7 separate regions of the Mus musculus genome follow, and all the other regions are linked to region 6. A link is a loop called in an ENCODE intact Hi-C map of the cell type or tissue named here. Cell type or tissue: left cerebral cortex. All regions are shown on one strand.

Evidence for each region. A loop is a pair of places that touch in the nucleus more often than their neighbours do. Peaks named below come from ENCODE experiments on the same cell type or tissue, not always from the same donor. Only the 100,000 strongest peaks of a DNase experiment are listed, where the experiment ranks them.
Region 1: a loop joins it to region 6, with 4 times the contacts of the local background. A loop is called at or near these places in 4 of 42 quality-filtered maps.
Region 2: a loop joins it to region 6, with 3 times the contacts of the local background. A loop is called at or near these places in 12 of 42 quality-filtered maps.
Region 3: a loop joins it to region 6, with 5 times the contacts of the local background. A loop is called at or near these places in 5 of 42 quality-filtered maps.
Region 4: it touches region 6 in a loop (2.9-fold over the local background); 10 of 42 quality-filtered maps call a loop at or near these places.
Region 5: it touches region 6 in a loop (4-fold over the local background); 12 of 42 quality-filtered maps call a loop at or near these places.
Region 7: a loop joins it to region 6, with 16 times the contacts of the local background. A loop is called at or near these places in 19 of 42 quality-filtered maps.

What each region holds. Positions count from the first base shown.
Region 1 is chr13:57,500,232-57,504,231 of GRCm38, reverse strand. All of the region lies in intron 7 of Spock1 (sparc/osteonectin, cwcv and kazal-like domains proteoglycan 1), which reads left to right. Among named protein-coding and RNA genes, the nearest start is that of Gm33240, 58 kb to the right of the region's middle. In left cerebral cortex, a CTCF peak has its summit at 2,479; a DNase peak (open chromatin) is centred at 2,430.
Region 2 is chr13:57,519,351-57,523,350 of GRCm38, reverse strand. The region is part of intron 6 of Spock1 (sparc/osteonectin, cwcv and kazal-like domains proteoglycan 1); the gene reads left to right. Among named protein-coding and RNA genes, the nearest start is that of Gm33240, 77 kb to the right of the region's middle. In left cerebral cortex, a CTCF peak has its summit at 2,002 (motif pointing left); DNase peaks (open chromatin) are centred at 866 and 1,991; H3K27ac peaks cover 855 bases.
Region 3 is chr13:57,716,760-57,720,759 of GRCm38, reverse strand. The region is part of intron 2 of Spock1 (sparc/osteonectin, cwcv and kazal-like domains proteoglycan 1); the gene reads left to right. Among named protein-coding and RNA genes, the nearest start is that of Spock1, 190 kb to the left of the region's middle. In left cerebral cortex, no CTCF peak of the experiment used is centred here; no DNase peak of the experiment used is centred here.
Region 4 is chr13:57,765,291-57,769,290 of GRCm38, reverse strand. All of the region lies in intron 2 of Spock1 (sparc/osteonectin, cwcv and kazal-like domains proteoglycan 1), which reads left to right. Among named protein-coding and RNA genes, the nearest start is that of Spock1, 140 kb to the left of the region's middle. In left cerebral cortex, CTCF peaks have their summits at 1,701 (motif pointing right) and 2,365; DNase peaks (open chromatin) are centred at 765 and 2,372.
Region 5 is chr13:57,777,518-57,781,517 of GRCm38, reverse strand. All of the region lies in intron 2 of Spock1 (sparc/osteonectin, cwcv and kazal-like domains proteoglycan 1), which reads left to right. Among named protein-coding and RNA genes, the nearest start is that of Spock1, 130 kb to the left of the region's middle. In left cerebral cortex, a CTCF peak has its summit at 2,106 (motif pointing left); a DNase peak (open chromatin) is centred at 2,149.
Region 6 is chr13:57,906,546-57,910,545 of GRCm38, reverse strand. Spock1 (sparc/osteonectin, cwcv and kazal-like domains proteoglycan 1) reads left to right here and starts at 2,214. Exons shown (of 12, transcript NM_009262.3): 1 at 2,214-2,354; 2 at 2,959-3,144. The coding sequence starts at 2,959. In left cerebral cortex, a CTCF peak has its summit at 2,137 (motif pointing right); DNase peaks (open chromatin) are centred at 2,145, 2,551, 2,898, 3,669 and 1 more place; H3K4me3 peaks cover 1,848 bases; H3K27ac peaks cover 1,738 bases.
Region 7 is chr13:57,279,648-57,283,647 of GRCm38, reverse strand. 1700072F12Rik (a long non-coding RNA gene) reads right to left here and starts at 1,285. Exons shown (of 2, transcript XR_873502.1): 1 at 1,241-1,285; 2 at 382-1,018. In left cerebral cortex, a CTCF peak has its summit at 1,985 (motif pointing left); DNase peaks (open chromatin) are centred at 756, 1,584 and 1,963.

The DNA of each region.
Region 1 (4,000 bases), 410 kb after region 6:
TGCACACATGCATACTCTGTTTTCCTCTTTTTTAAAAAAGATTTATTTATGTGAGTACACTGTAATTGTCCCCAGACCAGACATCAGATCACATTACAGATGGCTGTGAACCACCATGTAGTTGCTGGGACTCGAACCCAGGATCTCTGGAAGAGCAGTCAGCACTCCCAACTGCTGAGCCATCTCTCCAGCCCCACACTCGGTTTCTTAAGCTTAAGTCAAATTGGGGTGTTTTGCATACTGGCTTTTGTGCATCATGGATGTTTTCTTATATAATCACAGGCCTTTCCGTGTGTCTCTGTGCATATATGTTTCTTTCTGTGTTTCTACCGGTGAATCACAGCTACGCTGCCTCCGCTCCTACCTGGAACTCCAGACTTAAATACACACAGGCCGTTCGTCGTCTGTGCATGGATTACGACATGCACAGCAAGTGTGATATGTCCCAAACAAACTGCTTCCTCCTGAGCCAACTTAAGTCATTAACCCTGCTCTTCCCCTGGCAACAGTAAGATCCCTTCCCCCTCCCTCGCAGTTCACATATAACCCACCAGCCAATCACATCGGCACAGCACCTACCTGCATTTTTAAATATACTCTTCCCACTACTACTACTGTGACTCTGATAGAGAGCTGGGGCATCTTTGGGTTTTATTTTAATCTCTTCTGGTTGATCTCCTGGGCTCCATGTCCTCTCTGAACACAGTAGCCCCACTGATGTATAACATGTGAGCGAGTGTATGCCACCACTATCCAGGACACACCAACAACCAACTCCACATCTTGTTCAGATTAATTGAAAACTGAAGACATCTTGGTGATGTGTGAAGCCCTACATTGATTGATGTCCCTGTCACCTGCTTCCACCCCCGCTTACTTATGCAGCTGTAAGTTCACAGGTCTCCACTACAGACATGCATGTCACATGACTATACCCTCAACCCTCCCTTTCCCAGACAGCCCTCTCTCTTCCTCCACCGTTAATAGATGTCACTTTCTTAGCAAGTTTTTCTCCAGTTCACTTTGCTCCTTCTCTACTTAATTTTTCTCCACAGCATTTATCACCCTCTAATAGATTCCATTTGCTGCCCATCCTGGGCATTGTCTTGTCAGTTATTGTCTCAGTAACTGTCAAATGCTGGATGACTCTGCTGATTCTTCTGTGTGTGTATGTATGTGTATGTATGCATATATGTGTGTATACATGTATATGAGTGTGTGTATGTGTGTGTGTACCATCAATTTCAGTGTTTAAAATAGCCCTTAGAAGAGGTTTTCTTGTAGTACAGGATAGCCTGTATTAGGTACTTAGTATGAGAATCATGTTCATCTGCTCAGTTCTTCTAGCAAATGATGTTATTTCTACTGCTGATGAGAAAACATGAGATTTGGATAGCTCGTAGATGATAGAGCAGAGGGTTAAGTCTTTTCTGGAGCTTACATTTTTCCTATTAGACTGGTTGTTTGTTTGTTTGTTTGAGACAGGGTTTCTCTGTGTAGCCCTGGCTGTTCTGGAACTCACTCTGTAGACGAGGCTGGCCTTGAACTCAGAAGTTCGCCTGTCTCTGCCTCCCCAGTGCTGGGATTAAAGGGGTGTGCCACCACTGCCCGATGATTGTTCTTAATCTATGTAAAATGCTCATGAGTTCTGGGCTTCTGTTAGAGAGTGAAAAAGGCACATGCATGCCCAAACATATTCATGCACAAATGTATCCATGCCCACATATGTCCATGCCCACACATGCCCATGCACACACATACATGTCCATGCCCACATATGTCCATGCCCACACATGCCCACACACATACATGTCTATGCCCACATATGTCCATAACCACACATGCTCACACATGAATGCCCACGCACATTCATACCCACACAGATGTATATCCCATGCATGCCCAAACACATGCATGCACATGCATTTCCATGCTCAAATATGTCTATGGCCACACATGCCCATACACATGCATGCCCACACATACATGCCCATGCACATACATGTCCATGCCCATATACTTCATGACCACACATGTCCATCACATGCATGCCCACTTGTGTGCCCACACACATGCATGTCTACCTACATGAGCAACATGCACATCTGTGTATATTAAGCCCTTTTTTCTGTGGTTTTGGGACTCGGAGGTTTTGCCCTTTTCCTGGTATCCCTCACCTTCCCCACTGACAGGGCTTCTCCATGGTGAGAGACACACCATCCTCACCCATTTTCTCCTCTGTCTTCCAGCATGTGTGCAGGACTCTCTGGAGTTTATCATTGTCCCCGCCGCACTCTGCTTTTCTGATAGTCTCAAGTTTCCGACCTAGCTTTTCGAAGATAAAAAATCATTTGTAATCTGTCCTGAAGTCAACTGTTCTTCCGTGGCTCAGCTATCTGCTGCTGTGCAAAAAAGATAGCACTGCACAATATGAAATAAATTGGAATCAGAACCGTAGGAGATCATGTGGCTGCTACACCACCAAGTGGGCAGCTAAGCAAATGCTGCCTGTTTCCCGGGTACCACTGTAGAGCTGGGAGCAGGGCCTTTGACAGTGTGGGGAATGAGGGAAGGTGCAGGCCCCACTCTTAACAGGTGAGATTAAGTGAACTGTATTTCACCTAAAAATGCCACAAAGCATAACAGCTCCTCAATCAGCAGCCACAGCATGGCATCCCCTCCTCATCCTGTGACACATTATAATTAGTATGACATTGGCATCTTCAGCTTGAGTGCCCATCCTCAGGATGACATCACTGTCCTCTGCTGGAGTGTCATCATTGGTATGATATCATTGTCCTTTATCCCTGTGTATTATCACCATCAGTGTCATGTCAACACTCTCTGCTTGTGTGTTGTCATTGTCAGGGTGACGTCACTGTTCCCTGCTCTCTGTCTGCATCTTGCCAACAGAACAAACATGGTCATGATGATAATGATTCTCTGTTGCAAAACTCAAAGTGGTTGTTTGATATGACGTGGGTAGGGATGCCATTTTGACTGGATGTGAAGGGCATAGGAATGCCACTTTGACGGGACATAAAGGGGGTGGGAGTGGCACTTTGGTTGTTCCACTTAAGGAACATGTAACATGGCAAGACGAAGCCCAGGTTCACTGTTTTCCTAAATATACAGCGAGAGATACCTAGATCCATTGGAACTATAGGCAAAACCGACACCAAATAGCAACCTGGATGATCCCAGTCTGCACCAAACATGGAGGAGAGGGCTCTGACAGCCACATCCTAACCACAATGGTGTAAGTCTTCTCCTAGCTCTGTGGGTAGCTCCCGGCACCTCTTCTGTTTGAAGAGGGTCTTAGAGCAAAAAGAGGTGGATGTTCTACTTAATTATTTCAAGACCTTGAAAGACCTGGAAGGAAAAGTGGCTACAGAACATGTCAGGGAACTGCGTGAGGAAGAAGCATGGTAGTAAGGAGCCAGGACCGTGGGGGTCTGCAGAAAACACAGTTCCTGCTTTCCATAGAGCAATTGCAGGTATGGTGCGGAAGTGTTCTTTCTTCGTTTCTCACTGTCTTTTACCTTGTGGAAAACTGTATAAGGAGCTGTCTCACTCTCCCATTGGGCATCAGCCCATGGGTCCTGGGAAAGTAGCTGTGAGTCTTTTTCTTTTTCTCCGCAACCCAGAGAGTGTTGAGAGTAAATACTTCCAAGGCCTGTCTGTGCTCTGCCTGCTTGAGTCTCCTACAGTCCCTTGCCTTCAGATCATATACAGAGGCAGAGTGAGGCTGGCATCTGACTAAGCCCTCTGGGTCTGTCTTGAAGTGGGGTCTTAGTGCAGCCCTGGCCCCAGATGTCACACAGTCAGGGAGCTCTGTACCTATGAAAAAAAAAGATTTAAAAGTTGAATGTCAAAGGCCAGAACATTGGTGTTGCAGGGAGTTTGGTTAGAATACCAATGGTGTCCAAAGCATGAGGCCCGTGTAACAAAAGTGTCTTGATTTAAGCTAAGTTTAAAGAGAGAGAGAAAAAAAGTCATT
Region 2 (4,000 bases), 390 kb after region 6:
AGCATCGCACCTATAGCATCTCATTCTATACCATGGATATAGTGACACATGGGGCTATACGATACACACCCCACAGATAAATATGGACTACATTTGTACTTGCTGTGTGCCAAGGTCTCAAAGGAGATGCTTTTTTCCTTCTAGAAGCAGACAGATAAACAGACCAGCGTACTGTCTGGTTTTGTGTGTCAACTTGACACAAGCTGGAGTTATCACAGAGAAAGGAGCCTCTCTTGAGGAAATGCCTCCATGAGATCCAGCTGTAAGGCATTTTCTCAATTAGTGATCAAGGTGGGAGGGCCCATTGAGGGTGGTAGCATCCCTGGGCTGGCAGTCTTGGGTTCAAAAAGAAAGCAAGCTGAGCAAGCCAGGGGAAGCAAGCCAGTAAGAAACATCCCTCCATGGCCTCTGCATCAGCTCCTGCTTCCTGACCTGCTTGAGTTCCAGTCCCGACTTCCCCTGGTGTTGAACAGCCATGTGGAAGTATAAGCTGAATAAACCCTTTCCTCCCCAACTTGATGTTTGTGCAGGAATAGAAAGCCCGACTAAGATAGCCAGGATGGTGGGGGAATGTAAGGGATTGACCCTAGGCACAGAGGCGGGGCCCTGGAGGAAACTGGAACAGATGGGAACGTGAAATGCCGGAGCAGATCTGTCTTTCCCTGGGCTGCTAGCTTTCTTTATTTCTGTGGCAATTAAGTTTCTTCTTGGAGCTCTTCTCCATGTGGCTAGGAGAAAACCAGCCCTGATCAGTCTGTGAGTTTGCCCCAGCTACAGGGCCCCATCTTGGTCTGAACTGATAGCTGAAGCAGGCACAGGGCACCAGCCAGCTCTGGGCACCACCTTCTCTTCTGCTTGTTCTTCAGTTGGCATCTCTATCAAGCACTCACGGTGCCTGGGTGCTATTCTTGGCACCAAGAGGAAGCAGGCCTGGGGACCAGAAGCCCTTCCTCATCTGTTCTGTCCCCAGGAATTCTAGACGGAGGAGATATGCCATATACATTTAGAACTATGAATTGTCTGCAGCCCTCAGAGGTGTCCTAGCAGAACAGCCAGTGAAGAGGAAGAAGGAACCGGCAGCGAGCATCAAAAGAAAAGAAGCGCCTGGAATGGGAAGCCAGAAATGGAGCTCAGAACGGGGCTGTCTGGGGAGTGGAGCATGTGCTGGACTGGGAAGACCTCTGGGAGGGCCACCTTCTTTCCCCAAGTATATTACATGGGGTGGGGGGAAGAGCGGCAAACTGAAGCTGTGGATGTTGATCTCAGCTGCAACCTGTTACAATATCTCTGCTGTAACAGGGTCTGGGTTGGGGAGTGGCAAACTGTTACAGTATCTTTGCCCTCCCTGTGCATGCTTGCTTTCTCTCTCTCTCTCTCTCTCTCTCTCTCTCTCTCTCTCTCTCTCTCTCTCTGTGTGTGTGTGTGTGTGTGTGTGTGTGTGTGTGTGTGTGCAAAACATCACATCATTTATTTTTTTCTAAAGCCCCCTTTATATGGAGCCTTGCATATGTCTTTGGTATTTTGTGTGTGACACTAGGCACTGGCTTTGTTATATACAATTTACAGTTAACGTCTTTCAGCATTTCATCTGAAAGCAATTTGTGTATGAATTGGCTGAACTTTGCCCTCTCTTTTATAGAGAGGGTTTGGCAAGTCATTGACAGAATATGAGAAAGGGGTGAGATGGAAGGGGGGAGAGAAAGGAAGTTTCTTAAGAGAGCAAACAGACAAGTCTCTTAGCCTCAGTTTTAGCCTCAGTTTCCTGCTTTGTAACGGGAGGAAAGAGTAACCCTGCAAGGTCTAACTAAAATCTTTGTGTTGATGCTTGTGCATTTAGCCTTCGACTGAGTCCTGCTTGCTTTTATCCTAAAGATTTTATGTCTAGGGAGAACCTCAATTATTGCCTCTTTAACAACTTATTGAAGGTCTGCTCTTTCCTGAGGGTTAGGCAGGTCTTAGCCAGCAGGATCCAGTCACAGCTCATTAAGAGTCCGCCCTCTACCGGGAAACAGGAGCAAGGACCTTGCTTGCTGGCTAAAGTGGCCTGTGCTTAGGATTCTGGGAAGTCTTCAGGAACCAACAGGCAAAGCAAGTTAAAATCCCTTCCCAAGCTATTGCTTCTGTAACCACTGGGTATATAAAGAGCTTAAGACAGAATGAGTAACCTCTGCCCACTATCACCAAGATACAGTAGCTGTTAACATCCTTGCCGTTATGTTTTCCATATACACCTGTATCCTTTCCCTTGAAGCATTTAGCAGTTTCCAGACATTCTGATGAGTAACCCCTGTCAACAGATAGGGGCGTCCTTCTATGTATCCACCTTAGAAAACATTTACCATTGCACTCATGGAAAAATAATTTTAAAGCATCACCTAAAACTGTGATTCACATTAAAATCATTATGCTTTCTCCCCCAAAAGACTCTTATAGCTTTGCACCTAAGTACTAAGGAGGCAACTATCATGTTTGCTATTATTCTTCTAACCCAGACAGTGGCTGTCCACCCTGCCCTACCCTACCTCATCCCAAGGTATGGTTTTCTAGGCAGCTTTCTTGTCAGAGGTCCTCTGGTTGGGGCCTTTTGGTCCCCCCACCCCCCAACTTGGTTCAAGTCCCACAATTGTGGCTACAGTATTTAAAATAATTATTTTTAGATTTATTTGTTCTATGTGTATGAGCGTGTTTTGCCCACATGTATGTAAATGAACCACAGCGTGTGCCTGGTGCAGGCAGAGGTCAGAAGAGTGTGCCAATCAGATCCCTTGGAACTGGAGTGACAGATCATGAGCCACCGTGTGAGTGATGGGAACCAAACTAGAGTCCTTTGCTTAAGCAACAGGTGCTCTTAACCAGATGTCAAAGTCGTGTCTTTTAACTGCTAGTAGAGGAAGGTGCACCTGCTTGCATGTTTGGGAAGGTTCTGAATGGAGCCAAAGATCCATCTCTTGTTTCTCCACCTGACTCCTTCCAGAGAGTCCCCAGCCGTTCAAGTCCTGGGCACTGACAGGAGGCTGGCCATCTTTCCATCAGCCAGAGACAGTCTAGGCTCTAAGCCAGCAGGGGAAAGTACTGTCCCCATGGTATTGATATGGCAGAGGAGGGGGAGACAGATAATGTATCTGGGGGGCGGGGTTAGGAATATTAAGTGGGTAGTCAGGAACTGAATGGAGAAACAAAGTGAATGGGGAAAGAGCTACAGAGAAAGGTAGCAAGGTAGAGGTAGAGAGATCTGACTCCATTTGAGAAAAATCAGCGAGGCTGGCACAGCTGGAGGGAATAGCTGGAGGGACCCTCTAACGTCTGACGCTTGCAGGCAGTGGCCGCTCACTCAGTTCACGCCCAATTATTAGAGCCAGCAAAGCCTGGGGATTATTTCCCTCCCTCTACTGTGACATGATTTTGGGCGAATGAAAACAAATCAGAATTCATCAACTGTGAACAGAATTGTCAACTGTGAACCGTCAACAGTCTGGTTTAAAAATAGAAGACGGATTGACGAAATGCAGCGGAGAAAGCAATTTAAATAAAACGTTAAAAATAATAATACCCCAAGCATGCAAGGCCCCGGGAAGAGTGTGGAGTCCTGCGTGAGCAGTGAACTAGAGAGAAGTTATTAGCTCTGCTTTACAAATCACAGGAGAGAAAGATTCACCGGCCATTTGCAGGAGTCGTTCACTCACACCAACGGGTTGGTGTGTTGTTGCAAAACAGAAGCGAGGATTGGCTGGGAAATGTGCTAGCACATGTGTTTTAAGTAGGTCAGTGTTTGGAGCACCTGTACAGACTTCTTCAGTGTTGTCTTTCTCCGCTTCTCAGGTAGTTGGGGAGGGCACTTACGGCACAGCAGGTTAAAGGTCTAGAAGCATCCGGGGGCTGGTTGTATTTATATCTGTGATAGTGTGAATATGGGGGCTGGTTGTATTTATATCTGTGATAGTGTGAATATGGAGGCTAATCTGTGCTTAAATGGCCTTACCTGATTTCCTAGTTTCTCAAC
Region 3 (4,000 bases), 190 kb after region 6:
AATAAGGAGCTTGTGAGTATCTACTTCGCAGAATACAACTATTCTTACATCCTTTCCCATTCTTTTTCTTTTTTTAAACTTATTTTTAATTATGTTTGTGCACCTGAGTGCGCTTGCCTGCAGAAGAGGGCGTCGGATCCCCTGGAGCTGGAGTTACAGACAGTTGCAAGTCACCTAATGTGAGTGCTAGGAACTGAACTTGACGCTTCTAGAAGAGCAGCAGGTGGCTGTAATGGCAGAGCCATGTCTCCACCTTCCTCCTGCATGATTCTTAACAGAATCATCTGTGTTCAGCTCATAGATTTGTGTACGTCTGACACAAGTTTTCACTGATGAAAGTCTTCTCACAGTGCTCTCCCTCAGAGGAGAGGACACTTGCTTTTTTCAGTTGTTTTAAAGAAGCACCTGTGAGAAAGCCCTGTGTTGAGCACTGTGAATTGCTCTCTGGCTTCAACTGGCACAGTTCCCATGGGGAAATTTGTGGTCTTTTGCCCCAAGTCTTGGTTCTTTGTGAAAGAGCCTTTCTACATCTTAGCCCCTGGCTTGTTCAGGATTGTCTCTTTCTTTTTAACAGATACTCAGTCGGGCCCAGACCACACTTCTGACCACAGAGTGTGTGCCTTGTATTTTAAAGGCAAGGGACAGACAGCTCAACCAAACTTCCCTTTCATCCTTTCTCCTCTGAAATGGTAATGTAATGGGCAGGCCTTGTTAAGAAGGGGAGCAGACAAGTTGACTTGAACACAGATGGGAGCCAGACACTAAAGAACATTTTCAATTGAGACCCTTTGTTAGCACTTGGCATGGGTTAAATTGCGTGGACCTTGCAAACTCTAGGGAGCTGAGTTAGAAAGAGATGCTCTCTGACACTGGGGTCACACATGCAATAAAATATAGTCTAGGTCCATGTGGAGTCCCGTGGGAGGCTACAGAGTTCTAATCTGGAGCCTTTCTCTTTGGGAGAAGTTGAGTCCCTGTGTTTCCCTGTGTGGCTCCAGCCAGTCAGAGCACATGAGCCTTGTGCTATGAAGAGCTCAGTGCTCAGGAGAAACTGGGATGATCCTTGGTCTCTAAGTCCCCATCACAGAAATAAGTGGGTGACATTGACTATGTCCTTGGAGCCTTGTAAGGTTGTCTGTTGTCTAGGAAGACATTCCATCTTATCTTTCTGGGATAGAGGAGGATCTAGGAGTTTTGGTAAAACATGGTAGAGCTCAATAGTTAAAAACAAGCTGGGTAGCTGGTCATGGTGCTGCACGCCTTTAATCCCAGCACTCGGGAGGCAGAGGCAGGCAGATTTCTGAGTTCGAGGCCAGCCTGGTCTACAGAGTGAGTTCCAGGACAGCCAGGGTTACACAGAGAAAACCTGTCTCGAAAACCAAAAAAAAAAAAACCACCAAGCTGGGCTAGATTTGTTCACGTAAGGTCATCAGTTTCCGTTGAAAGGCAGCTTGGTGTCCAGGCAAGAAAGCAAGTTATTGAGGCCTCGGTACTCTTGGAGAAGCCTGTGGTTAGTGTCTGTGGCCTCTCGACCCTTTCTCAGGCAAAGATATGGTGAGGAGAAACTGGACTCTGCTGCTTTATATTGTGGGCCATTTATATCAAGCTCCTGGGAGAGACAGAATCAATTCTTTTCAAGGTTTTCTGAGTCCCTTGGCTACCTGTCTTGTGGCTTCAAGAGAGTGACAGGTATATCATTGCCTGTCCCTTTAAGGTGTCAGCAGCACTGTGCTGGGTAGCTTTGTCAACTTGACCCAAACTAGAGTTGCCTGAGAAGAGCGAACCTTGATTGAGGAGTTGGCCTGTGGGTATCAGCATGGGACATTTTTTTTTTTTTGACTAGTGATTAATGGGGCAGGGTTCAGCCTCCTGTGGGTGGCATCACCCAGGTAGGTGTTTCTGGGTTGTATAAAGAGGCTGAACAAGTCAGGAAGCAGCACTTACTCCATGATTCAGTTCCTGTCTCCAGGTTCCTGTTTCTGCCCCGACTTCCCGGCTTCTGGTTTACCAGAGTAAACCCTTCTGTCTTCAACTTGGTTCAGGTCATTGTTTTACCACAACAGTGAAGCAAAACTAGGAAGGCACCGAATTCATTTGGTGGAGTTGTGACCATGGAGGAGAAACAAGAGGTGCTGAGGGGCTTGAACGCCCTTCTGCTGGGTGAGACTCCATCAGTACTTGCAGCTGAGTCCCTTGGATTGTTAAGAGTTCAGTTCTTGTTTGTGATGCATCAGTGACTTTTTGAGAGCCTTCCTTAATTCTATATTCAGAGTGTTCTGTCTTTCCATGATCCATTCTGAGTATTGATCACTCTGTCAATGAGTTTTTCAGTTTTACCTTGAAAACAGTATTTTCTCTTTTTTATTCCTGTGACTTCCACCCACCTATTGTTTTCCTCCCTTGGAGGTACCGCCCCAAGCATAAACAGCTGTTTTTTTGGGTAATTGCCCACACTGCTGTTTGAGCATTTTGCAGTAGTGAAGGGCTCTGGGGATGATTGCCCCGCCTGAACCAGCCATCCGTAGACACAAACACAATGGCAGCGTGAAGATGGGCTGTCTGAGAGTTCAGAGCGTAGTAATTGCAGTGTGCAATTTGCTTTCTCTCTCTCTCTCTTCACCAGTGTCTGTCTGGGGACAATCACAGAAACTTCCAGGGGTTTCTGAGGGGAAAAAAAATCTCATCTCATCTTTGTGTTGGAGATGAGAACAAGAACAAGAAAATAAATGTGGCTTTTTTTTTTCTTTAACTCAGTCTTTACTGCTGAGGTCCATGGAGGTGATGTTCTCTGGTGGGGCAAGATGGGAGAGGGACAGTCTTCGTGAAGGCTAAGGACTCTTCTTGGAACTGTCATGGGACTGTGGCCTGTGATGACAACTGCCTCAGTTTCTCTCTGATAGCTTAAGAATTGAATGTCTGATCCACAGAGAGGTCTAGGGATATACAATCGTCTAGGAGGCAGAATCCTGTCTGGAAGCCTTGGGGGCAGAAACTGTTCATGTTTGGGAGAGCTCAGACTGTACAGAAGCCCACAAGAAACCTAAAATTCTGCCACACTAAGAATCCTCCCTGGCTCAAGGACAACACCTATAGAATAGAATCCAGGATGTGAGAGGGACATTTCTTGTATCTTGGCTGCCTTTTATGACTGCGTACTCATGGATACCAGGCATCACCAAGTGTCGGCTGCTCTGAGTAGAACACATGTAGCTCTTGCTTTACAGTGTCTGCTCTTTCCCTCCTCACCCAGGTTTAATGATGTCAATTTATACACATGCCTGTGAGGCAGCCAGCAGTCTGAATGTTCATGGCAAAATTCCTCTCCATGATAGACTGAAGCTGGATTCAGTCTTTGGTTTCTTCCACCCCACCTCCTGTGCACTCTGTCATTATACACATTTTGACTCTGTCCTGGCCCTAATCACTAAACAAGGCTTCTGGTGGAGGTTGCTTCCTCTTTTGCCTTCTTGAGAGGTCCACTACTACAGCTACCATGGGGCCTTAGTGAGAAACAAAAGGAGTTGTCGTAGGGTTTCCATTGCTGAGAAGAGACACCATGACCAAGGCAACTCTTATAAGGGTCAACATATAATTGGGGCTGGCTTATAAGGTTCAGGGGTTCAATCCATTATTGTCATGGTGGGAAGCATGGCACTGTCTAGGCAGGCCCGGGGCTGGAGGAGCTAAGAGTTCTACATATTGAACTGAAGGCAAACAGGAGAAGACTGACTTCCAGGCAGCTGACTTCCAGGCAGCTAGGGTGAGGGTCTCAAAGCCCACCCTCACAATGATACACTTCCTTCAACATGGCCACACCTCCTATTAGTGCCACTTCCTGGGCCAAGCATTTTCAAACCACCACATTCCACTCTCGGGCCCCTATAGGCTTATTCAAACACATGAGTCTATGGGGGCCATACCTAGTCATAGCATCATGTAAAATATAGTTAGTTCAACTTCAAAAGTCCCAATAGTCTATAACAGTCTCAATAATGTTAAC
Region 4 (4,000 bases), 140 kb after region 6:
AGCACCCAGCGGGCACACAGCATTAGCTGGGATCTTCCTTTTGAGCTGTGACCCCTTTTCAGGAGATGTTGACCTTTTTCTTTAACTTAAGAAAATGGGTCTGAAAAGATGACCTAGTCGGCCATCACTGGAAAGAGAGGCCCATTGGTCAGGCAAACGTTATATGCCCCAGTACAGGGGAATGCCAGGGCCAAAAAAATGGGAATGGGTGGGTAGGGGAGTGGGGGGGGGAGGGGGGACTTTTGGGATAGCATTGGAAATGTAATTGAAGAAAATATGTAATAAAAAAAGAAATATATATATATATATAGATAGATAGATAGATAGATAGATAGATTTGTGTTTGGGATGGGAACTTTTTCCAGTGGTATTTTGCAGTAAATACTCTTTTAATGTCACCATTTACTTTCTATCCTGTTTATGGACTGCATCCAATGTATCATTTACCTGGAATTGATACTGAACACGAAGGGATTTTATAAGAATAAAAATTATCATTATTTTTAAAAAAGTAAAAAAAAAAAAAAAAAGAAAGAAAGTGGGTCTGGGAGAATTTGCTGGAAAAGCTATGTTTCCTGATTTAGTTCCCTTCATTTGAGTGATAATTTCTGTTTGTGCGTTGTCGTAGCTTCGCTGTTCAGGCAGACTTTTCCTACCCAGCATCTCATTTGCATTCCTTCCAAACTGGATGGCTGAGAAAAGGCTGTGTGCATCCCTTCCTCAGTGTTAATCAAGGGTTGATTATCTGCATCCCTTTCTTCTCCCCAATGGCTTCCTGCCTTTGACTGGGGACTTGGAGCTAGAAACAGGGCCTGAATCAGATGGCGCAGCTCTGGAAAAATACGTACTCTCGATTGGGGCGTGCCACTCCAGACCAGGTGGGGCTCTAGCAGAAGAGGTGAACAAGCTTCTGATGGCTTTGGGGATCATGGCTCCCTGGTCTGGGAGAGGACCACAGGGTTGCCATACTCTTAGACTCCAGGGCTCATTCTTTCCAACCACTCCAGGATGCTTTAGCAGAGAAAGCCAAAAGGAATTTAGCGTAAGTGGAAGGGAAGGCTCGGTGCTCCTGAAGTTGCTGAGAGCCGGCAGACAGGAAAGCAGGGGTGTGTGTGGCGTGGGTGAGCATTTGAACCTGTTACCTTGAAGTCTATATCATATAGACCCTGAAAGCCAGACAGGCTGGGCAGGCGGAAGCTCTTAGTGAGGAATACAGCCTAGGAGGGCGCCTGCAACATCAGCGCCACTGAGGTTGGTCTGCCCCACAGCCTTTCCACAGCCTGAGTCTGAGGTCAGGCTCCTACCCGGCAAAGAGGCAAACAGATTAAGGTACTGTATGGGAGCCCGGCTTCTCAGCTGTCCTGTATAGCAGCCTTAACTAGGAATTGGCTCAATATTTCTGAGTTCTGCTCCCCTTGCCCCAGATTTGGATTAGGGTCTGGAATGAGGTCAAGTTGATTCTTTCAGGGTCTACATTCTAGGATAGTTGGAAACAGGGACAGAATTTAAGAGCCTCTTGGCTAGGGGTGTGTGTGTGTGGGGGGGGTGTGCCACCTGTTCTAGGAGCATTATTATCGGGACTTGCCAGACTCTGGGCCTGTATTTAAATTTATTTTGAGATTCTATTTTTTTTGTTATTATTATTTTATATGGATGTTTTGCCTGTATGTATATCTGTGTAATACATACATGCAGTACTTGTAGAAGCCAGAAGAGGGTGCCAGGTACCCTGAGACTGGAGTTACAGACAGCTGTAAGCTGTCACTTGGGTGCTGGGAATCGAACTCTGGTCTTCTAGAAGAGTAGTCAACGCTCTTAACTGCTGAGCCATCTGCCTGGACACAGGGCCTGTGCTTTAGAGGCCAAACTCCAGGCAAACCTTGAGATAAGACCAGCTGGTTGTACTAGGCTGTAGAATGCAGGCTATGTATCCCTCTGTGTGGATTATAGGTACAAAGACAAAGCATCAGGGACAGTATACAAAGGAAGATGCAAGCTCTGCCTTTAATGGAGGGGCCTGGGAGTGGGCACAGCTTGACTAGGTTGTGATCCTTAGAAACCAGCTGAGTCCCTGGATGGTCACTTCCTTTGTTGAGCTGAGGCTGTGTGACTGTGTGGCTTCCATTTTCAGCTCTGAAGGCATGCGGCAAGCAGAGGGGGCTTTTGTGAACTGGTAACCCCCAGCGATTTGACTGCCATGTCTGTCAAATACTGGTAGATACAGTGTTTCTTCAGGTTCTGTACTGAAACAAACCCTGCATTCATTTAATTTGTCTTTGTGGGAAAAGAAAGCATACCTAGTTCTTCCAGACTTTGAGAACGTTTTAGAAAACTTTTGTTACCCAAGCCAGCAGCACTGCTGCCTAGTGGCAGCTTTCGGAATTGCAAGTCAGTGCTTGAGGAAATAGCAAACATACACTTTGAAGTGACTTGAGGGAAAGGGGTGTGTGTGTCTGTGTGTGTGTGTCTGTGTGTTTATTTCAAGGCAGCATCACACACCTGAACAACTGAAACAGACCTCTTTGGGTAGATTTATAATATGTGTATTTAAACTTTTATGCCAGCTAGTGTTATTTGAAACCACTCTTCTGAGCAGACCCACAGCCTGGGCACTGTGGATATTCTGGACCGTCCTTGTGTGGACAGCCGTGCAGGGGCACCTGACCCCCACACTAGATGTTGACAACCCTTCTTTCTCCTTGCTTGTGATGATCAGAATATCTCCAGACATTGCCATCACCCCTGGGAGGCAAAACCACCCTTGTTAGAGATGCTGTGCTAGCTAGTGCACATTGTGAGCCTCCGGCCCGCTTCTGTGACAGTGTGTGACATTGGGTCACTGTGAGCTAAGATGTGACAACCGTCTTCACAGCAGGATAGCTGTTGCCGTGGTGGAGAGACTTCTGACTTGGAAGTAGACAAAAACGTTCAGGTTTTGATTTTTTTTCAAATGTCTAGTTGAAGCAGTAATGGCTGGATTGGCGTTCACAGCTCCGTGCTTGGGTTGGGCATCCCCACTAGGGCCACTGTGGACCTTCCTCGTGTAGACAAGACAGGTGTAGACTGCAGGAGCCTCTGAAAATGTGGCAATGAGGGGATGTGTGACATCTTTTCTCTCAGAGACTCTGAAGTAAGCAAACCCCATACACGTTTGTAGCTTGGGGGAAGGGCTGTTAATTGCGTGAAATAAGCTTCCACACAGCAAGTTCAGATCCCAAAAAGGCCGAGATGAGATTTGCTGAGGGGAAGAAAAGTCTCTGGGAAATCCTGTGGCTTCCAGCCTGTTTGGGTGAACATTGCTGAACCTGTTATAGAAGGCAGAACTGAACTCTCCTTTGTGATACAAGGTCCAGCTCTCCCATGTGACTGCAGTTATCCCTGCCCTACCCACTGCTTGGCTTCCCTCGGTTTCAGCTAGCTTTGGTTACCCATGGCTGGCAGACAGTAAAGGAAAACATTTAAACATCATTCATGGATTTTATCTGTGTGCTTTCCGGGGAGTGTGATGACTTAGCTCGCCGTTGTTCTTGGGATGGAAGTCATCTCTTTGGTATTTCCACGCTGCATACACTACCTGCCTGTTGGTCATATAGACAGCTTGCTTAAGCCACTGTGTGCTCATTAAGTATATTATCCTACGTGACCATGTGTAATAGTGAATGGTGGGTATAGTACAGTACAATATTCTCAGAGAGGTATAGAAGGAGACAGGAAAGCAAAGGCAGACAGCCCACATCCACGTAACTTTCATTACAGTACATCACTGTCCTGCTTTAATGTAATCTACTGCACTGTATATAAACTGAACAATGAAGTTTGTTATAGATATATACACAAAGAAGGAAACAATATAGACAGTCCATAATTTCTGCTGTCCCCTGGGGGCCTTGGAATATGTTGAGTGAAGACAAGGGACGTCCTGTGCTTGCATTAACTCTTTCACTAAAGGTGATGTGTGCTTCTAGCTGTGAGGCCACCTCTTTGCCCCCAGGGAATGACT
Region 5 (4,000 bases), 130 kb after region 6:
AGATAGGAGCTCTGCGTTCAGGGACCCTGGGTTCCTCATAGTCCCGGCTACTTTCCTGGTTCAATCTGCCCCGCTTTTGAAGATTAAAAAAAGGGGAGGCATATTTTTCCTAACTAACTTCCTTTATAGGAGTGTAACCTTATTTTTGGATTATATATGCAATACATACAATTTTTGGAACATCAAAAGGAAGAGAACTGTAGCAGTCAGTCCAGATCTTAGCACCCGAGACAATCGCTATTGGCATCCCCAGCTCAATTCCTTCCAGATCCTAAGTGTGCACACATGTTTACATAATTGGAATCAAAATTTTAATGTAATCTTACTCCCCACATTTTTATGTATTATACTGTAACCCTTCCCTCCAGTGCTGAATGGTCTTCAAAATCTTAATCTTTGTGCCTGATCATATTCACCCACTCACCCATCCCCATATCCTTCAATCCAATACATATTTCTAGTGTTTCTTACATCCTAAACCCTGTGCTGGGTGCCAGGCATAAGGTAGGGAGCTGAGGTCCTCTGTCCCTTCACAGAGCTCACACACAGACTAGCAGGGCAGGTGACCAGAACAACACAGGCTGCACACTTGCTTGGCTCAAACTTCTTTAACAAAGCACCATAGATGTGGTAGCTTAAACAGCAGAGGTTTCTTTCTTCAGTTTTGGAGGGGAAAGTCAAGGTACTATACATTCAGCCCTCCGTGAGGCCCTCTCCCTAACCTGCAAATGATGGTGGTCAGCTCCTCACGAAGGGGGGGAGCGTGGGGGGGGGAGAGAGAGGGGCTGAATGACTCTGACATTTCTTCCTTTTCTTGCAAGATTAGTAACCATACAACATGGTCTATGTAACCTCATCTAAAACCAGTAACCTTTCAAAGGCTTTCCCTCCAAATACTGTCATGCTGCGGGTCAGGTTTCTTCCATAAAGATATGAGGTCGAAGGACGGGGACATTCAGTCCTTAACAAGGATCATGCATACTTGCTTTAATGTGAGGGAAAAAAAAGAAGCTAGGTGGGCAGGGCCTCATCACTGCTCTTGAAATGGTCAAGACAGAACAATTTTCAGAGCCAGCCAGCTTCTCTGTGAGGTCCCCTCTTTGGAGGAAGTTTGAGAAATCCTGATTGGCTAACTCTGTTTGGAATGGCTGAACACCTTCTGGGCCATATACCTGAATGAATGAAATAGAATAAAAGCATAGTGCTCATTGTTTTTCTGTTCCTGTGATCACATACCATGACCAGAGGCAACTTAAGAAAGAAAAGCATGTTTGGCTCACTGTTCCAGAGTGAGTCTATAATGGCAGGAAAGGCGAGCTAGCAGGAGCTGGAAGCTGGGGAGCTGCTTTTTGTCTGCACACAGGAGTCAGAGGGAAAGAGAATAGGACGTGGTTGGAGGTTACAAACCTTTAAAGTACACCCCAGTGACACACATCCTCTAGCAAGGCTGCGTCTCCTAGAGTTTCTGTAACATCCCCAAACAGTGCCACCTACTGGAGACAAAGTATTGAAACACATGCCTGTGGGGGACACTTCACTCCCATTTCAGCACACCCCGAGGAGGGAATCTGTGTCTACAGTCAGTGGTAGAACCGCAGACACTGCTGTGCAGTGATCACCACTGCCTTCCTAGCATGGAGCTCCTCCGGAGTAAAGCCAGGCACTGCAGACATGAAAGCCAGCAGGCTCTCTGGGCAATGGTGGGTGTATTTTTGAAACAGGAAGCGGTTTTCTCCAAGGAGAAAGCCCCCGCCCTAGATAAAGATGAATCTGAGGATAGGCGTGGCTGAGACATTATTTAGTCCTGGAGGTTCATGGGTGCTGCCGAGACGGCAGGGCTCCCGGCTGCCTCCTGAATGCTTTCCCATCATTTCCCAGTCAGGTGGGGTCAGAAGACTGTTGTGCGGAGATGGAATGTGTTGTGTCCCATGCCTTGTGAGGTGGGGAATGTGGAGCAGCCCACACATCACCCATGGAGTCTTTTCGGTGTCCTCCCAAGAAGCATTGTTCTGGGAGACAGACATCCGGCAGGGGGTGATCACACATTGAGTCTTGCAGGATACAGTTAACAGCAGAGTGAGACTCTGGGAGTTCTGTGGTCCAGTTAGCTCACAGGGCGCCCCCTAGTGGAAGCAGGTCCCCTTTGTTTGTTGGATGCCCATTAGACAGACTTGGTTAGGAACAACCCTGCGGGGGACTCAGGAGTACATGTGTCTGTGAACTTGCTGTGGGATGAATCTGTGAGTCACAGACTCCTCTCAGCAGGGGACAGATGGTCACAAAATCATGTGACATAGAAAGCCCAGTGTTGTAGTGTGTGTACACAACACAGGAAATGTTTCAGGAAATGTATGCATGTATGAACTGCTTTTTGGATTTTTATCTTTATCTAATTTGGGTAAGCACATAAAAGCACCAGACTGAATTTGCTGCTTAGTATGGACTACAGTGCTTTATTTAAAAAAAAAAAAAAAAAAAGCAAAGCAAAACTGGCTTTTCATTAGCAGAAGCCTGCAAGCGAGGCAGCAACTAACGGGGTTTGCATGTCCTGATCTTCGTCTGTAAAATGTGGGAATTATCACTGCCCTGTAGGGCCTGCTGCTAGGATTAAATTAGAGAGCACACATCCTTAACCTGCTGCCTGATACGTAGTAGGCACTCAATAAGTGGGAGCTATTATTTTTATTGATATAATAGCTAATTTTGATTCAGGGTTCAAAGTGCTTTGCATATATTAACTCTGTTAATTGATTTTCCACGCTCTGGTCTTTCATCAGAGGCAGAGCTGCCTCTGAGACTGTGCTTGGGCCTTGTTCATTACCTTGGGGGCAGCTGTGGTCTCCATGATGAACAGTCAGAAGAGGGTTTTATAATCAGATGAGGATATCACCTCGATGCAACCCCCATTCTAATCCCTAGAGGGGCATTGCTGTAAAATGACCCAAAGTTTTATTCTTCAGAGGGTCCTTTGCCCCAGTTAGAGGGAGACTTCTTATTCCGTATGGGCACGATGCTCAAAAGATTGCTATTGATGTAGGTCTTATACCATGGGCTCCCTGGTGGGTCTGATTTATTTAGACATCCTTTGAGGCGAGCTAGCTGTGATAGACAATTTTTAGCCTTCATCCCAGAGATGTTGCCTTAAGTATCTGTCCTCTGTTCCATCCTGAAGCCTTTGTGATGAGTTTATACTCCCTAAACTATCCAAAACGCGGCTATTAAATTGGAGTTCAGGGTACCAGGAGTCTTTATTTGATCTTGTAAGTTTTGAAAGTTTGTCCAGGAGGCATAGAAAAACCCTTCAAAGTTTCTAGTGTTTAATCTGTTTGAACAGAAGTCTTGGGAAAGGTTTAGCCAAGGAATATCAAACTCTGAGATAAACAGTTCGTCAGAAAACCAACAGAGACTACTTCTTAAACATACAGCCACCCAGAGTGTTCGCGTTTGGAAGCAGCAGCTGAATTTCCCTCGGAGGGATTTATTTCTTGATCACGGTTGGTGCAACAGTAATGTTCTCTGGGAGGATATTATCAGGAAGATTGTCTACCTTTCTGTCTGTCTGTCTGCCTATGTTTGTGGCATGAAAGTGACCAGAGTTAAGTAAACTGCAGTCCTGGGTCAGTGCATGTCCTCTTTGTTTCTGTGGCACGTATGAAGGATAGAGAGAGAGCTGATTTTTGGCCTTGGGAAAGTGAGTGGTCTCACTCAACTGTTGCTAGGTGATCTCTCTCATGGATACACAGTGTACAGCTGTATAATGTGATTTTCTTCCCTAGCTTGTGGGCCCAACTGGGTCACTTTCTGGTTTGTGGCAGAGTCTACAGAGCCAGGCACAATCTTTGGGAAGGAGACCAGACTTCCGGTGTCCCTATCAGAGGTGATAGTTCTGTTCATCTTAAAAATTCACATTTGGACCTCAATATGAAGTGAATCAAGCAATGATTTCCTGGCTCCCAGGAAGATCCGTAAGGTTCAGATGGAGTGGTACCTTGGGGTAATG
Region 6 (4,000 bases):
CAGAGGCAGAGGCAGAGGCAGAGGCAGAGGCAGAGGCAGAGGCAGAGGCAGAGGCAGAGGCAGAGGCAGAGGCAGAGGCAGAGGCAGAGGCAGAGGCAGAGGCAGAGGCAGAGGCAGAGGCAGAGGCAGAGGCAGAGGCAGAGGCAGAGGCAGAGGCAGAGGCAGAGGCAGAGGCAGAGGCAGAGGCAGAGGCAGAGGCAGAGGCAGAGGCAGAGGCAGAGGCAGAGGCAGAGGCAGAGGCAGAGGCAGAGGCAGAGGCAGAGGCAGAGGCAGAGGCAGAGGCAGAGGCAGGCGGATTTCTGAGTTCGAGGCCAGCCTGGTCTACAGAGTGAGTTCCAGGACAGCCAGAGCTATACAGAGAAATCCTGTCTCGAAAAACAAAACAAAACAAAACAAAACAAAACAAAACAAAACAAAAAAAGATCCGTGACGACTGGAAAAGATGATCCGTGACGACTGAAGAGCCAGGAATGGCCATGCTGCAGGAGTTCATAGAAAGAGCCCAGGCTTGAGCAGGGCAGGCGGCTGGTGTGGCCAATCACTTAACTCAAAGGTAGATTAAGATGGCTTGATGAAAGAACTGGTTATGAGGAGGCAAAAATGACATCGGGTGTGACTCTTCAGAACAGGGGTGCTGACAAAACATGGCTGGGGAATGAGAGGTAATGCTTGCACAGGCCCGTATGTGAGCTAGAGCGCGGGACAAAGGCGGCGGCTGCGGCGGCAGGTGCGCAGGGGAACAAGCCGGGCAGCTGCCTTCCCAGCCACGGTACTGCGGTCCTGGGACTTGGGCGGGCTCCTAAGGTACGTGTCCGCAGAACACTGAGCCCCAACTTGGCACATAAGTTTCTCTTGAAATGAGATGCATTCCTCTCACTATCCCAAGCCTCTCTCTCTCCAGCTATGACATCAGATACTCACTGTGTTCATCCCCGTGATAAGATACTCTCTGGGTGAGGTGTTTCCCCAACATGAAAAAAAAAGACTCCACTTCTCCTGTACTAAGGCCTCCCAGAATGCACAAGAACTGCAATTCACATGCTTAAACCATGCCATCTGCCCAATTATTACAGCACGACTCACAACCGGCCACATCATCGTGGTGGCATATTGAAAAGCAGGGCTCAGGATCCCTCTGATACTGACTGTTGGTGGTGTGTCATGACTGGTGCAGCTGCTGAGAGCAAGGCAGATCGCACTGTCAGAGAGTTCCAGCCCACGGGAAGGTCACGCTTGCCATAAGTGACCTTAAGCGCAGTGAGCTTGCAGCTGGAGAAACACTGAGTTCTCAGGGCAGTGTCACCGAGGTCCTGGCCTGAATCACAGGGACCACAAATCTCGGAACAAATGGAGATGAGGCAGCTGCAGAATGCATTCAGATATTCTGGTAGCTCAAGTCTGCCCAGGGGCAAAGTGATCCCAGGCCTGGAGGAGCCCTTGCCACTGGGGTCTGACCCCAAGGCTAGCCTGTGTAGAAAGTGGGGACAAGAAGGCAGGGGTGGGTGGGTGGGTGGGGGCAAACAGAGGCAGAAGGGTAAGAGGGCAAGGACCAGGTGTGCAGGGGACTAGGGTTTGGGTGTTTCTCAGGGAAGTGTCCTGAAGGGTTTTGAGTTTGGTGTGTGTGTGTGTGTGTGTGTGTTCAGGGCTATAGGCTATAGCTGTGCCAAGAAGTAGGCAGCGATGCACCTGTTAAGTCGCTCCCACCCCTATTAAACCAAACACGCTGAGTATTTGGAAAGAGAAGAGAGGGCTGGGTCAAGGCCAGCTTTCTCCTTCTGTCCGTGCTTGAAGCTGGAGGTCGGTTCCACAGGACTCTTAGGGGTGGCTCTGGTTGGAGATCAGACTTAGAGATGCTGGGTGTATGGCTTGAACCAGGGAGTAGAGAAGTTCACCTAAATATTGTCTGTGCACAAGACGCAACAGGGACTCATTTAAAGGGCCGACTCTTGGAGAGAGTCTCCTCTCTCCACCGTAGAGATTCTGAGACGGGTGTCCCAAGCACTTACTCGTTGAGAGTCCCTCAACACTGGCGACTTCTTGGCCTTCTAACATCATTTCCCTGAGCTTGAAATCTGTGTCAGCCCTGTAGAGCTGCGAATGAATCACGCTCCCGGATGGGACCGCTGAGCGCCAAGTAGCCGCCAGGGGGCGCCAGAGGCCTCGGCTAGGAGCTCAGGCTTCTCCGCCCGCGGACGCCGCGCCCGAGACGAGCCAGAGCGCTGCGGGCTCACAAAGCGGCCGGACGCGCGGCGGCGGCAGGTGCGCAAGGGAACGAGCCGGGCATCAGCCTTCCCAGCCACCGCGGTACAGGAACCCCAGCAACTCGGGCGCCGGGACTCGGGCGGGCTCCCAAGGTACGTGTCCGCAGAACACTGAGCCCCAACTTGGCATATTTGGCGTAGTTGGGACCTTCCTGAGGCCATCTCCCGGGCTGGCAGGGTCAGGGCCTGGGGGCATTTCTGCGTGTCCCTGTTGCGCAGAAGCCGCGGGCCGGGAGCAGAGAGACCTTTGCCTTAGCTGGGAACGGGAAGCCCGGCTTGAGGGCACCCCAAAGCCCCCGTCTGCCAGAGCCTGGGATGATGCTCAGAGCGCCGTTATCCCTATCCCTACACCAGAGCTGTGGGGCCCGTCTGTGGGAGTGCGGCTGGCACATTGAGCATCCGGGTTTTGGGGGAGATGTACTGGAGCCCCACAACGGAGAGCCGGTGAGAGGGTCTTCAGTAGTTTGACGGCGGCCCCGAGTCGGTGACCTAGGCTCTGCGTTTGTAGCTGTTTCCATGCATAAGGGCTCTCCAGGTGCAACCTCCGTCCCAGGTGTGAGAGGGACCACCCTGTCCCCGCGGTGAGCCCAGGCGCTGCAGCTTGTGCGCGCCCCTAGGCGCCCAGACACCCGGTGGGAGTGAGGGGCTTGAGGTAGCCCTGTTGTCACCGGCTCACGCCCGTGTGCCCTGCCCCCAGATGCCAGCGATCGCGGTGCTCGCGGCGGCCGCCGCGGCGTGGTGCTTCCTCCAAGTGGACAGCCGGCACCTGGACGCGCTGGCCGGTGGCGCGGCCCTCAACAACGCCAATTTCCTAGACAATGACCAGTGGCTGAGCACTGTCTCCCAGTATGACCGTGACAAGTACTGGAACCGCTTCCGAGATGTGAGTTCGGCTGGGGGTGGAAAATGGGGGGGGGGGGCTCAGAGACCAGTGTAGGGGTTGGGGGTGGTAGGTTCAAACCTCTCATGGAGGTCCACAGTGCATCCGTCTAGCCTGAGAGGAACTTTAAAGAGAACTTGGAAGGCTGGGTGCTCTTGCGTGTTACCTGTATTCCAGGTATGTGCACTTGTAGGATCGATGCAGCTGTCCTCACAGAAACAGGGCACAAACCTTAAGCAGCTTGGGGAGAGGGGCTCTCCAAGTGTCTGAGAGCTACTGATGGCAGACTGACTTTACCAAACCCTGGAAGGAAGGTCCTGGGAGCTGCAGGATCTGGCTATCTTTTGGGTGCATCAGGAAAAAAAAATCTCTAGTGATGTGTATAGCTCATTTATTAAGAAGCCATGAGGTCAGGCATGAGGGGAGGTCTTGGGGGCCTCCTGGCAATGAACTTGATGGGATAGCAGGGAACAGTGCAGTGGCTTGGAGTCTTCCAGACTTCAGTGGAAGGGAAAAGGGAACAGGCAGCGCAGAGAATCAGAGAATCCTTTCCCCAGGAGAGTGCCAGGTGGGATGTGGGGGAGAAACCCTGGGGCATCAGGGCACATCTGCTGTTTGTCTCCGCCACAGTCCTGGCTCCTACATACCTCTGTGCTTCCAGAAGATGGGGCAAGAAGCCCCCTTCCAGTAGGACCTGCTCCCCAGCCCCTTCAAAGACTCCCCAGAGTGGTAGGGATTAAGGGGACATTAGGAATCCCTGTCCCCGAGATGCTTTCAGTATTGTAAAAATGTCTAAGACTTACAATGAGTAAAGCTTTTATGTTTGAATGTTTTGTTTTTATGCAGTAGTTTATGTGTT
Region 7 (4,000 bases), 630 kb after region 6:
TAGGGAAAAGAGAGGCAGGAAGGACTGTCACAGGGAGGAGGGTGGCAGGGAGTACCATCACAGGGAGGAAGGTGGCAGGGAGGATCATCATAGGGAGGAGGGTGGCAGGGAGGACAGTCCCAGGAAGCTAAGAGGGTGAAGAGATTCTGAGGAGCTGTGGGCAGATGTGTGTTATTTACTTCTGTCAAAGACTGCTAGGCAGGCACTCAAGCATAATCTTATACACAATCAAGCACACACACACACACACACACACACACACACACACACAGAGAGAGAGAGAGACAAAGAGAGAGAGAGAGAGAGAGAGAGAGAGAGAGAGAGATGGGCACACAGGATGCACAGAGGTGGGCACACTGACCTAGAGCCACACACCCACTCTGCCCTCAAGGCCATGTTTATACAGAATGACACGAATGTGTCTGAAAAAAAATTAGATAGCATTTGAAATCACTCTGTACTTTGGGCTTCCCCAGACATTAGGTATCAGCTAACTTGTGCTGACTCTTGGCCCCAAATTGTCCACTGCTAGTCACAATTTAGCTGATTTGTCCCACCTATCCATATCAGTGCCATGTTGTCTAACTATAGCCTGGGCCTTGTGTTCTTCTGTTTTCCACACTACCCGTCTCCGGATTTTCAAGCCTTTAGCTTTAGACTGGCTGGCGTCTGTGGTTCCTTCCGGGCTCTGCTTCTTTGAAGAATTCTGGTAGATCACACATGGAGATTTAGGGAGGGTGTGAGTGAGAAGCGACCTGTTAATTGGCTTTTGAAGAATGACTAAGACCATGCTAGCTCCGAGGGTGGGAAAGTTAGCTCGGAGAAACGGTGAAGAACGGGTATAGCAGAGAGCTCCGTGGGGCCTGGAGAGCAGAATAGAGCAGCAGAGCGCAGAGAGCTCAGAGTCCACCTTGCAGGGAGGGCACCTTGTCCAGTCTGCGCTGCCGTGGCAGCTTGAGAAGCTGGGAAGTTCTTGGTGTCAGTAGACTCACTCCCTGGTTCCACACAGCATCTTCTGCTGCAAACCCCCGGGCGGGGGGAGGGGGGGATGTAACACTGTATCACACAGAAGACTGGGGACGGAGGGATTTTTCTCTCCCAGTCCCTTTGTATAACAGTATCAATCTACGCACAAGGGCAGGGCCGGCCTGTGTGAACTGAATACCTCCCACCAGGCCCCAGCTCTTAAAGTTCATGCCTGAGACTTGTCCAGCGCACAGATTTTGGAGGGGCCACTCACACGGCAGCAGAAGATGAGCGCTCCTGGGCCATAGCAGCAGCGCGGGTGTCAGGAAGCAGGGCGTGGCGCCTGTCAGGTAGCACCAGGAGAGGCTCGACTGTGAGGTCAGCATTGGACCAAAACACAAGGAAGGCCTTTGTTCTCCCACACGGAGCCACGAGTGCGTCTCGGGAAAGGGATGAGATGGGTTTAGTCCCATTCATTCATCCCGGATGCAGTAGCAGTAGAGGCTGAGGTGAGCATGGGAATTGAAGTGGTGCAGAGAACATCATTAAGGAAGCTATGGCCGTGGACCAGGCAGGGAGGGGCAACTTTAGAGAGCATAAGCAAGCCTTCTGCCTGAGCTAATGTGACCATACATCAACAGTTCCCACAGAACAAAGTGTACAAACGTGCAGAGCTTCTTCGTGACCTTTATCGACTCCTGGCTCTATTAAACTCTGAAAGGAAAATGTGAATTTGGCCTTATATCCATGGGAGTGAGTGTGACGTTAACATACCCACCTAAAACAATTCAATGTCTTTTTAAATCATGGCCCCACATTCATTTTAAAACACAATTGTTCACTTGTGTGGATAAATCATGCAGAAAGAAACCCAATGAGTCTCATTGGAAAAGCGCTCTGTACATGGGCTACTAGTTTAATATTCCTTCAGCGGACAGCCCCTGCCCCTAAGAGGAACCATCTCAAAACCTGACTGTGCCTGATTGTTTCTGAAGTAGAGTAAGGCCCACAGTGCCCCCTGCTGGCAACTTGGAGATATAGCTTCATTGAGAGCTTTTTTTGTTGTTAGTTTTTGACTAAATGAAATGGTTGTTAATGTTAGTTTTCTCTATATGGAGATTGAAATAAATGAATCGCTTGGGAGCAATGGTTGCTGTTGAAATGGGGGATCAAGAAGGAAGCTACTTTTGGTTGGACAACGTAAAGGAGACAGGTGAAGTATTAAGCAAAAGAAATGCAAAGGCTAAACTTGGTATCTAAAATTAGGTTGTGTCAACACAACATACACACACGAACACACAGGCACATACACTCACACACACACACATGCGCGCGCATGTGCACGCACACGACCCCAAAAACATCACATGCCTGTGCTCACCCAGGAGGCCTTTATAAGCACTGGATGTAACAACACAGCTGGAACATGTGCTGTTGGCAGAGGCTCGAGTTTCCTCATGTAAATGCTAAAATTCTCTTATGGGAGTGTATGTGGCATACATTGTACAGAGAGGATTGCTAGAAAATATCAAGAATTGTAAACAAGGTTACAGACCTTTGACCTAACATTCATCCTTTCAGAATCTATCCTAAGAGGTAGAGAACCAAAGTGTGTAAGTGGTGTGTATATAAAAGATTCTCAGGCTAAGTGGATGACTCAGTGACTAAGAGGGCTTGCAGAACAAACACAAGGACCTGAGTTCAAATCTTTCCTAAATAAAAACGAGGCATGGCTTCATGTGCCTGGTACCCCAGCACTGGGAAAACACTTAGGAGGATGACGGGAGTTTGCTGGCCAGCACACAGAGTCAAACCTCAGACTATAGGTTCTTTGGCGAGAAATCCTGTCTCAAAAGAACAAAGTGAAAAGTGACTGAAGGGATGCCAATGTCCTCTGCTGGCTTCCTTGTGCATGCCCGAGAGTGTGCACATGTATACACACATGCATACACCATACCTACAATGCAAAGGCACTCAGTAGCAAGAATGGAAGCTGTAAGTGATCCCAGTTGACCATCCCAACATAGAGAAAACACCTAAATTAAGTTGTTGCATCTATAATGGTGCTACTTAAAGACAAAGTTTCTAGAGGGTTCCAATTAGGTCAAAACATGTAGGATGTTAAAAGAAAAGGTCAGCCGGGTGTGGTGGTCCACGCCTTTAATCCCAGCACTCGGGAGGCAGAGGCAGGCAGATTTCTGAGTTCGAGGCCAGCCTGATCTACAAAGTGAGTTCCAGGACAGCCAAGGCTGTCCAGAGAAACCCTGTCTCGAAAATAAAAAACAAAAACAAAAAACAAAAAACAAACAACAACAGAAAGAAAGAAAGAAAGAAAGAAAGGAAGGAAGGAAGGAAGGAAGGAAGGAAGGAAGGAAGGAAGAAAGAAAGAAAGAAAGAAAGAAAGAAAGAAAGAAAGAAAGGAAGAAAGAAAGAAAAGGCCATATGTGCCAAATTTACTAGAGACCTGTGGAAACAAGGAGAAAAATCTTTGCAACCTTAGATAAAATATTTTAAAAAAGCAAATAATGTTCGATGGCAAGGAGGTGACTAAGCTACCTCAGTAAACTTCTGATAGAGATTAAGGTGTTTGAAGTCACTTTAAAATCTTTTAGAAGTCTTTTTTTTTTTAAACTTTTCAATGTGTGTATTATTTTATTTGGGGATGCTTACTCCAGAAAATGGTTGATTATGTACGCCCAAAATGAGAATAAGGATTGTCACCAACACACACTGGGAGCCAGGTTATTATCACTTAGTGATTATTGGTTGTGTCCTAGGTACCTTGGCAAGCACTCAGAGGCTAGCAAACACTGCTCAGCTCTCAAAGCACTGGCCAGCAGCTGTCATGATTAAATGAGGATGCTGACACCAGAAATGTCTGTGTGTGACTTCATTCCCCACAAACTGCCATGGGAAAGGTCAGAAACACCAAAGAGTCACCAATGAACACTTAAGAACCACCCACTCTGACAGCGACATCTGGGACACACTACAGGCATTCCATAACTCTCGAGCAAAACAAATTCATGAAATA